Linked DNA regions of Mus musculus: region 1 is linked to region 2. A link is a loop called in an ENCODE intact Hi-C map of the cell type or tissue named here. Cell type or tissue: heart. All regions are shown on one strand. Each heading gives the region's core, and the rest is flanking DNA. Links, peaks and the distances in the headings are about the cores only. Region 1 holds the start of Gtf2f1 (general transcription factor IIF, polypeptide 1). Region 2 holds the start of Gpr108 (G protein-coupled receptor 108).

Region 1 (5,369 bases), core at 119-5,118, 240 kb before region 2:
AGTAAAGGTATGTGCCACTACGGCCAGCTGGCTTTTTCTTAAAAACAAAAACCCCAAACTTTTAAAGTGTATTTCTTTTTGTGGAGGTTGTACATGACATTGCCTGTATGAGATCCAAGGACACACTTGGAGCCACCTCTTTGCTCACTGAGTTATCTTGCTACCCACTACTTTACTTTTTTAAGACATGGTCTGTGGCTGGCAAGTGGTGGCGCACACCTTTAATCCCAACACTTGGGAGGCAGAGGCAGGTGGATTTCTGAGTTGGAGGCCAGCCTGATCTACAAAGTGAGTTTCAGGACAGCCAGGGCTACACAGAGAAACCCCGTCTTGAAAAACCATTAAAAAAAAAAAAAAAGACACCGTCTATATGTATCGTGGGCTTTACTGTGCAGGCAAGGATCATCTTCAGTTTGAGGTCCTACCCCCTTCCCGTGCTGGGATGACAGGCGTGTGCCACCATGGCTAGTATACATGGCGCTGGGGATCCAGCTTGGCCTCATATATGCTAGATTCGTGCTCTACTGACTGAACCACATCCTCTGACATGCTTTGCTTTGCTTTGCACTTCTTTTCTTTGGAGCTAGGATTTATGTAGCACAAGCTGGTCTAAAACACTCAGTCTTTCTGCCTCAGCCACCAAATGGCTGGAATCACAAATCTGCTGGAGCCACAGGTGTGGGCACCATCGTTTCAGTAAAGTTATTACTATACATAGTCACCAGCCCAGGGTTAGGTCCCTGCCCCAGCCACCCAGAATCACCCACTTACCTGGTTCCAGGTAGCAAAGTTGACTTTATCGGCTGCATTAAAAGCCATTATGTTGTATCTTTTGGCTGTGTTCCTGGAATGGGCAAGAAACTATTCAATCTATTGATTATTCATTCAACAAATCTATGCTTTACACCCTTGGTTGTAGGTAATTCTGGGAACTCATAAAAGACTCCAGAGCAATGGTTCTAAAGCTCTGACCCTCTAATACATCTCCTCATGCTGCGGTGACCCAATCATAAAATTATTTTTGTTTAGTTCACAACTGTAAGCTATAAATGGTCATGTAAATATCTGTGTTTTCCGATGGTCTTAGGCAACCTGCAAGTTGAGAACCACGCTCTAGTTTTTCAGGGGTTTTGTTTTGTTTTGTTTTAAAGAATCAAGATCCATCTCATCCAACCCAACCCCATCAGATAAAGATCCACAGACACTAGGCTCTCTTACAGCATCACATACAGAAAGAGTGAGAGCGAGAGCAAGAGCGAGAGTGAGAGAGGAGAGACAAGAGAGAACATTCATACACATAGATAATAAATTAAATCTTCAAGAAACAAAGGGACCACCAGGCAGAGTTGGCACATGCCTTTAATCCCAGCACTTGGGAGGCAGAGGCAGGTGGATTTCTGAGTTCGAGGCCAGCCTGGTCTACAAGGTGAGTTCCAGGACAGCCAGGGCTACACAGAGAAACCCTGTCTCGAAAAACCAAAAGAGAAAAAAAGAAAAAAGGAACCAAAAGTGCGGAGGACCCCTATGTAGAAAGAAGGGCAGGCAGGCAAGGGTCTTAATGGATCTGAGTGGGTTCAAAGCCAGCCTGATCAAACCATCTGAACTACACAGTAAGACTCTTGTCTTCAAAATAAACAAAACTTAAGAGGGGGCTGGGTGTGGCTCGGTGGTGGAGTACTTGCCTAGCATGTACCCACCTAAAATAAAGTTAGAAGTTGAGGGACATGGCACTTGGCACAAAAAAACAGGATGTATACCACCTGTGACCAGTTTGGGGTTTTCTTTTATTTTGGGACAGGACCCGACTATGTAGCCCTGGCTGTCCTGGAACTCACTATACAGACCTGGCTGGCTGCGAACTCACAGAAATTCTCTTACATCTGCTTCCCAAGTGCTGAGATTAAAGGCAGTCACCATGTCTGACCTGACCCGTCTGACTCAGGGCAAAGTCACCGACCCCTGACATTAACTACCAAGGGGTAACTGTTACTGTGTCTTGGACGGGGTGGCAGGGGAACACAGGGCCGAGGTTCTGGAGTGTGGGTGGACGGGGACTTACTTGGGGACTCGGACGACGTACTCGGTGACATTCTGGCTGCTGGAGCCCTGCAAGAGAGCAGGGGTCTGTAAGGCGAGGAGAGGGCGCGGGGTCTGTTCTGCGACACCTCTGTCCCCACCTCATTCATACTCACTAGAGCCGCCATGGCCGTTGCTCAAGCTGCTCCCGGTCGGCCTGACGGGATGAACTTCGTTGTGTCCCTCGGCTCCAGGAAAGGGAAGGCACCTTTCCTGGTTGTCACGTTAGTGTGATGCTGTGCTTTGGATTTCCAAATCCTTAAGTCTCGGAGAATGCTGGAAGACGAGAAAAAGAGACCTAACTCTCTGCGCATGCGTTAGAGCCTGACCCGGAAGTTGAGCTGCCACACCGAGAAGAGCGCAGCCGCTGTAACTACTCTAGATCACCAGCTTCGGAGAGAAAGCCACCTTTTGGCGGCGTTCTCTGTTTATATACCACGGAAAAGTCACGTGTAGACACGCCCGTCGTGACGTCACGACGCAGGCACCGCGGAGCATCCTGGGTAGGGTGGAAATGGAGTCTCCTGGTAGACGCGAACTCGATCCTCTTGCGCAAGCGTAAATGTGTCCAAGAAGCGGGAACGGAGGCCGAGTTGCCATGGCAACCGAGGCCCACTCTGTGGGGTGGCTTCTTCGGCTCTTCTGGGGCGGGTCTGAGGTTCAGTTTTCTGTGTCCTGGGATATGGGGATCCCGAGGATCTTGCAAAATGAGTCCCTTGTGACGTAGAGCGGAGCCGGGGACTCGGTGCAGGGTGGAGACAGGGCCCCAGCGTACCCCGGCATTGCGGGCGGGATGGGTCTGTGCGAGTCCACGCTGCCCCAGCTGGGCAGAGCTTTGAGGCCCCAGGAGAAGGGTAACGACGTGGGGTGGTTGGTTTACATGGGCCAACGAAAGGGGGAGATGGGCAAGTATCCCCACTACCTGGGGGTGTACACCAACCCCTGCACGGAAGGAACGCATCTGCGCATGCTCCCACCTCACTGTTGGTTGATGCCTTTGGCATATAACTTGAGTAGAGGAGCCAGTGTCGGAAATGGAAAGTACTATTCTCTGGGGACAAATCAGAGAAAGGGAGCCTACGGGATGCAAAGGAGTTGGTTAAGCAGAGGGGCAAGGGAGGCACAGGCATTGAACTTGAGAGGAATGAGATAGGCTGATTCCATGACTGTCTTTGCATAAACAACTGACTCCACAGATGTGTCTAGTAGGGGAGGCATTCATTTCTCCGCCTTCAGGGAGTGCGCCTTAAGTTACAGAGGCTGGCTAGGAAGACCAAAGTGAACTGAAAGGGACAAAGAACGAGGGCTGACTGCGGAGGAGAGGAAAGGGCAGAGAGGTCTTATCCCAACTCAGAGGTTGTGTGACTAGAGGCACAAGCAGGCAGCATAGAAAGGACCGCATGGTGGGCGGAGCAGGGTGCTACTGGGTGAGTTTGAGGGCCCTCTTCTTTATCTGTAAAATGGGGTGATGGAGTCACTAAGGCACTTCATGGAGGTCTGTGCAAATGGCTCAGGAAAATCCCCACAGGGGGATGCTTCAACGTGAGTCCAGGATTTCTTATAGACTTGCACTAGTACCATCTTTCTTCCCTGAACACCATAGATATCCTGAGGTATCCCCTGATCATCTTCGTGGTGGGGGGGCCCGGCTGCGGGAAAGGGACCCAGTGCAGAAACATGGCTCTGAAATACGGCTTCTACCATGTGGAGCTGGGCCAGCTGCTGCGGGAGGAGGCTCAGAGAAGCACCCAGAGGGGACGGCAGATCCGGGACATCATGCAGAAGGGACTCCTGGTACCCACGGTGAGAGTTCACAGGAGTTCATGGGGTCACTCATGGCTGGACGGAGTCCCCAGGAAGCCAGGGTCTGCTGGCCCAGTGACTGCCTTGCAGCCCTAACCTGTTCTTATCTGACAGTGTTGTGGTGATGTAAGAGTTAAGGACACTGGCTGCTCCTGTCCAGAAGCTGGGTTTGCTTCCCAGCACCCAAATGACAGCTCACAACTATCTGTTAACTCTATTTCCAGGGTTTCCTGTACTCTCTTCTGGTCTTGCACACACTCACACATACATGTAAACAAACACTCACAAATCAAAAAAAAAAAAAAAAAAAAAAAGGTCACTGGCCTAGAATGCGCAAAGTCCTGGGTCCCATACCCAGCAGAAACTGGGTGCATGCTGGGCAAGGCACCCTTGACTACATAGACAGGCCAGTCTGTGCTACGGGCCAGAGATGGCACACTGGGTGAAGACATTTTGCGGCCAAGCCTCACAGCCTGAATTCAACCCCTGAACTGACTCCTGTGAATGAATGGCACATGTGCCATCCTTCTCCAACTAGATAAATGATAAAAGAGATCTAATAACCTTTTTTTAGATCGAATAAGAGTCTAGCCCAGCCAGGCAGTGGTGACACACATCTTTTATCCCAGCACTTGGGAAAGCAGAGGCAGAAGGATTTCTGTGAGTTTGAGGCCAGCCTGGTCTACAGAGTGAGTTCAAGGACAGCCAGCGACACACAGAAACCCTGTCTTAAACTAGCCCTCCCCCACAAACAAAAGATTCTAGCCTGGGATATGTCAGGGACTATATCAGGCATGGGGGAGGGAGTGACAAAGGAAGAGAGGAAAGGAGAGAGGGAAAAAGAAAGCCAGATGAAGTGACAAACACCTGTTATCCTTGGACCTGGAAGGCTGAGGCAGGAGAATGGGGAATTTGAGGTCAGCCTGGGTAACATAGACCCTATAAATAAGTTACTTAAACAAATCAGCTGCTGTACCCATAAACTGCACACCCACATATTCAGTGGATCCTACCGAAAATGTCCAGGAAGCAAATTGCTGAGAAGGGACATACTTCCTCCCCTACACAGCAAAGTAGAGACATTTATCTAGAATTAGATTGATGGTGTATCAGGTAATGTAAACTGGTAGAGTCTTAGAATATCTGATGGGCATAGTAGGACAAGCCTGTCACTCAGGAAGGTGGAGGCAAGAAGATTGGAAGTTCAGTTCAAGGTCATTGGACTTGGTCATTGGACCGTTCATCCCAACACTCAGGAGGCAGAGACAAGATATCTGAGTTTAAGGACAGTATAAGTTTCCAATGAGCCTGGCTATGTGAAACTCTTTCTCTAAAATAAAGTATGAGGAGTCTGAGAGCCTAGTTCAGAGAACAAGGGTTTGCCTAGCATTTTGTGAGGCCTTGTGCTCAGTATATGAGTGTAAAGGGGTTGGGGGTAAAGGAAAGAAAAAGAGCCAAGCACACAGGAGGCAGACCAGGGGAGTCTCCAT
Region 2 (5,369 bases), core at 188-5,187:
ATCACACCTCTTCACCCAAGGCTCAGGGAATGAAACTGAGGAGGAGGAGGAGGAGGAGGAGGAAAAGGAAGAGAAAGAGGAAGAGGAAGAGTCAAGACTGTAAAGGCAGAGGCTGAGGAGGGCAAGAGGGGAACATTGTCCTCTGAACACAGCAGACTGTTGCTTATGAACTCACAGCAGCTGTGGTTGCCCACACAGGATCGAGTCAGTCAACATTCCAGCATGGAGGGAAGAGGGGTGTTTGAACCCCTACACCTAACTGGGGAGCTGTGGACAGCTAGCTGATAGATGCTGAGTGAGTGAGGGTGTGGCCCCAGGAGAAACAAACAAACAAACAAACAAGAGCACCGGCCTTAGATCCCAGCACTTGGGAGACAGAGGTTGGCAGATCTCTGAGTCTGTGGCCAGCCTGGTCTACACAGAGTTCCTGGCTATCTGGGGCTACATAGTGAGGCCATATCTTTTTTTTTTTTTTTTTTTTTTTTAAAGGACATGAGATTGGGAGGAGTTTGGGAAGGTGGGAATGGATTTTGGAGGAGTTAGGGGGAGAAGCGTGTATGATTAAAATGCATTATATACATGCATATATGTTACATATATACTGGCTGGCTAATTTCTGATCCTCCTGCCTAAGCCAGCAGGGACACTAAGATGACAAATCTGTACCCTCAAACCCAGACTGCATGAGACACTGTATTCATTCTTAGGTGACAGGTGGGGAAGGCTATGAGACTGGCCACAGATCACACCGGTGAGGGACAGAGCTAAGACAGAATCCCAGAACTTGCACACTGAGTCCTCCCATGAGCCCCCTCACCTTTGGCAACTTCTTTTCTGTCTCCTGGAGGCTGAGTCGCAGTAAGCTCAGCTCTACTTCCAGGGAACCATTGGTGTAGAATCCGAAGCTGTTCAGTTGGATGTCAGCTCGCTTCTCCCCCTGCAGGAAACCAAAGACACAGTGGCACAAGGGCACTCTCCCCACCAAGTCCAGCACGACGGCGTGTTTCCCTGAGCGTCTCTATACATTTTTATTCAGGACAGGAGCATGTGAGAAAGCCTTCCTGGGTACATCGTATTGGTGCTGGTGACATTTTCCTACTTCAGTCCGAGGCAGCTAGAGGGTGGGGTTGTGTGTCCATGGGGTGAAACCCTGGCAACCCCATGACAGTCCCCATATAGACGTGCACCACCCCGAGAGCGGGCTACATAGGCTGGTGTGACTAGTTTCGACTTTCCAGAAAAGTTTTCGATTCTATCTGGGCTAAATTTTGAAAGTAGTCTCCTGTCACTCCCCTAAGTGAATTCCAGGAAGATCCTACCAGGTGGTACCCCTTCCTCCCAGGTCCTATGGTTGTTACCAAGTGTTCCCTGAAAGTTTAAGCGCCAGGAGTCAGGGGTCCCAGGAGATGAAGCCCCGCCCTCTAAGCCAGGCCAACCCATTACGAGCACCGGGCGGGGAGACCCCGGGACGAGACCACTAGCGGCCTGCAGTGGGGGGTGCGGCTGCTCCATCCACCGGCGGAGCTATGGGGGGAGACAACGAGGCCAAGCCTGCGGGGCTCACTGTGAGAGTCAGCCGGTGGATACGGCCTGAGCAGCCGCTCAGCGTCAGCACCAGCAGCGACAAGTATCCCCATCGGCACTGCGTTGGGCTCTCGCCGCTGAGCCCCCTCCTCTCGCTCACTGCCATCTCTGGGGCTGCGACTGCCCCCCGAACACAGCCTCTGACGCCTGATAAGGCCTACCCACTTTTCAGCCAATAGTCGCACGACGTGGTCTAGTCACCCAATTAGCAACTGAGATTCTTTTGATTGTCAGAAGGCCTCCCAAATGGGCGTGCTTATCCTTTTCAGCCCCGGCTTTCATACTCTCCAATCGCTAAACAGATTGTCCCGGATGTAGTTTGAGGAACAGGACGATTCACCAATGATCCAGGAACCCATATCCGTCCCTTAAAGCGGAATTCCTTCAGCAACTCTTAACGGTCCAAGACTACATTACCCAGAATATAGAGGGAGCAGATCCGTGCAACGAAGCATGCATAAACTACATTTCCCAGTATTCCCAAGGACGCACTTCCTCTCCCACCCCTCACTTCCCCGATACCCTGCTCCCGGCCAGAAGTGGAGACTTAGTCAACGTACGCGTCTATGAGCTTACCTTGTTTCAACTTTGCTGGGCCACCGAAAAGCCTAAAATTCTTCGCACTATGCTGATCTCTAATCCTCGGCTGAATGCCGCTGTAGGTCCTACCTGAAGACTCCGCCCTAGGCGTAACCTTGCAGCAGCTGAGTTCCCTACTTCAAACTGAAACATAGGCTCCTCAATTCCTACTGAGTCCTCAGATCTGGAAGAGTCCCAGCTGCTGGATCCTAGTTGTAGCTTGCAACTCTTAATTAGATTGCTGACCCTGGCGCGAAGCTTCCCACCGTAGTGTGATACCTTTTTCGTCACTGGGACTCTGAGTCCTTCTCCACCCTCCTCCACCATCCCTCTACCCCACTTTACATCTCAGAGCTTAGCCCACAAGCCACCAGCAGGTGGGGCCAAGGCCTATTGGAGCCTCAGTTCCAGCACTGGCTCCAGGGCGTCTTTCCTCAGAAGTCTAGACTGCTCTTCTAGCTGCAACACAATGGTGTTTTGACACTTGCGTAGCGGCGGAGAAAGCACCTACAGCCAGGGAGAGTGGGGTGGGAGCCAACAGGGCCTCTTCCCTTTTATCCGGGAGCCTTAAGGGGGTTTACAAGGCGTGAAAGGACTTTTATGATTGGGAGGACCCGAAATCCTAAGCCCCAGGGTCCCAGAATCTAGAGGCAGTTCTGATTTGGGCCTTACATACTGAATGAGGCTGGAAAATGTGTAGTCAAGTGCAAGTGCGCGGTGCTGTGCGTGCATGCGTGTGTGTGTGTGTGTGTGTGAGTGTGTGCCTAGCCCAGAACGGTGCCCAAAGGACAACCTGTCCTCTGTTTCTCAGAGGAGACTCTGGCGGGAAGGAAGAGAAGTCAGGATGCGGTGGTGTTGGGGGGTGCTAATGGACCTGGCCTTGGCTGGATGTGCATCCTGGGCAAGATCGAAGTCATCCCATCTCTGTGGCCGGAGGGAAACAGACTATTAGTGAGACGAAATGGAGATTTCTGGAGCCGAGTAGGTCCCCGCAAGAGCCTAATGACCAACCACAGATTTTCCCTGCCATGGAGTGGGGACACGTGGGAAAGACTGCTTGGATTTGGGGTTTTGATCTCTTGACCCTTTATAAAAAAAATGCGAAGTTGAAAGGAAAGGATGAATAGTTTGGGATGGCAGAGGAGAGAAATATGGGGTACAAATTTTGAAAATTAATCGAGGCGTACTTTGAGGTGGCGCATGGCCCTTTAATGGGGGGCGGGGCATCATCTGGACTCCGCCCTCAGAGCCCCCCGCTGGGGGCTCGGCAGAGTAGAGGCGTGGAAAGGCACGAAGGGGCGTTGTAATCTAGGCTGGTGGGCGTGGCCTGGCGGCGGGGCGGGGCGAGGTTGGGCACACTGCCCTGGGGCTGAGTCTCCGGTGGAGGGCGGCGGAGACCCGGGCAGGAGGCGGTGGCGTCCTGGGCGGCAAGAGCAGCATGGATTGGGGTACCGAGTTGTGGGTGAGTCTTTTTCCCCAGTTCCCACGGTTCTCCCTTGCTGGGGTCCTGGCTTCTCCGCTCTTTGTCCCCGAAGTACCTTAGCCCGGACTCCACGCTTTCCCTTGCAGCTGATCCCTTGGGTCCCCGCCCTCTGCCCTCCGCACTCACTCAAAAGTTCCTTTGGGACTTTCAAGACGCCCCGAGGACGTAGGGATACTTTGCCCAGGACCCGCATAGGGAAACTGAGGCACAGAGTTGAGAGGAAGACCATCTGAAGAAGTCCCTGGACCAGGCCAGGGAGGGGGGACAGCTGGGTGAGGTCACCTATTTTGAGCGCCCTGGCCTGGCTTGGAGGCTAATCTTACGGCCCCTGGGTCCCTGCCCGTCGCCCGCCTGTCCGGCTGGGAGGGGGAGGGGACCCTTTGGTCACCTTCTGTCCCACGTGGGGCCTTACCGGGTTCCTTCCCCGCTTACAATTGGAACGCTGAGGGGGAGGGGAAGGGGCTATAGGACTCGGCCCCGGGCGCTGGGCGGAGCCACCCCTTACCCGCCTCTTAACCTCACCCAGGAAGCCCTAGAAGTTTCCCTGAATCCTTGTCGGACTATTGACCCCTCCTCTTTCTGGAGGCGGTGCAATCTTAGGATGTAGTGGGGGTGAGCCACTATAGTGGAGGCATCACAGAAGCAGGGGAAACTGAGTCACTCAACTGAGGATCCCGGGGGATCTTGGCGAGTGGGGAAATTTGGCCATAGAGGCCCCCCGACCCTGCTTCCACGCACTTTGAGCTGCACGAACTCATCCCTTCTGTGCCTGATTTTTGTGCCAAGCCCTCTTGATTTTTTGGAATTTGGAGGGGATTAGAGGAGGGGTGAGGGAACTGGCGTGGTTTAGCCTCCTTCCACACCCTTGCTGGCCACCCCGATTCCGAGAGACCCTGCTGTCTGGTTTGGGGCCCTGGCCGTGTTGTCCAGGCCCTTCCCTGGAGGAGGACATGGGGGTTCCCGCCAGCTTCCTGCCTCCCCTGCGCCACGCCGGGGCGGCGCCTGGGGAAGCCAGCCAGCCCTTGCTGGAACCGCTAAGCCCCGAGAGATTGTCCACCCCACCCCACCTCCGCTGTTCCGGGTCGCTGGGATTTCGGTGCCTCCTACCCAGGTGACCCTAACGTTCCCCAATCGCGCTCCTGCAATCAGGATCAGTTTGAGGTGCTGGAACGCCACACGCAGTGGGGGCTGGATTTGTTGGACAAATACGTGAAGTTCGTGAAAGAACGCGCGGAGGTGGAGCAGGCTTATGCTAAGCAACTCCGGTGAGCATGAGGGTGGGTGCTCGCTGCTCTGGGACTCCAAGGGGAGACCGCAGGAGGTCCGCGTTCTTAGCCTCCCTGCCTCTGTCCCAACCTTTAGGAGCCTGGTGAAAAAGTATCTTCCCAAGAGACCTACCAAAGATGACCCTGAAGTCAAGTAAGAATGGGAGGGGGAGGGGCGAGGGAGGGGCTGGAGGCGCAGGTCTCTCACCTTCTTAGAGGCCACTCTACCTCACACTTCCAGTCCCACCTCCTGTTAGTCTGGATGTCCTAAGGTGGAATTTACTCGCTTCCAGCAGGGAGCCCTTTTTGGTTTGTAAATTCTCAGCTTCTATTTTCCCCTCACTGTGCTGTAGCTGAGTTATTTGGGGGCTTCTTATTCTTTATATATTTTGGAGAGCGAGATGCACCCACTTATCCACAGAACGCAAGTCCTCTGGAAGTCAGAGGACAGTTTGAAG

Evidence for each region. A loop is a pair of places that touch in the nucleus more often than their neighbours do. Peaks named below come from ENCODE experiments on the same cell type or tissue, not always from the same donor. Only the 100,000 strongest peaks of a DNase experiment are listed, where the experiment ranks them.
Region 1: it touches region 2 in a loop (2.2-fold over the local background); 2 of 42 quality-filtered maps call a loop at or near these places.

What each region holds. Positions count from the first base shown.
Region 1 is chr17:57,008,917-57,014,285 of GRCm38, forward strand. It overlaps Gtf2f1 (general transcription factor IIF, polypeptide 1), which reads right to left and starts at 2,372. Exons shown (of 13, transcript NM_133801.2): 1 at 2,193-2,372; 2 at 2,060-2,106; 3 at 772-844. The coding sequence starts at 2,204. It also overlaps the pseudogene Gm17949. In heart, for the core only: a CTCF peak has its summit at 2,461; DNase peaks (open chromatin) are centred at 2,605, 3,475 and 3,635; H3K4me3 peaks cover 2,518 bases; H3K27ac peaks cover 2,100 bases.
Region 2 is chr17:57,245,947-57,251,315 of GRCm38, forward strand. It overlaps Gpr108 (G protein-coupled receptor 108), which reads right to left and starts at 1,743. Exons shown (of 17, transcript NM_030084.4): 1 at 1,565-1,743; 2 at 818-937. The coding sequence starts at 1,690. It overlaps Trip10 (thyroid hormone receptor interactor 10), which reads left to right and starts at 3,505. Exons shown (of 15, transcript NM_001242389.1): 1 at 3,505-3,625; 2 at 4,796-4,911; 3 at 5,009-5,065. The coding sequence starts at 3,602. In heart, for the core only: CTCF peaks have their summits at 2,542 (motif pointing right) and 3,553; DNase peaks (open chromatin) are centred at 1,825, 2,535, 3,505, 4,075 and 2 weaker places; H3K4me3 peaks cover 4,585 bases; H3K27ac peaks cover 4,256 bases.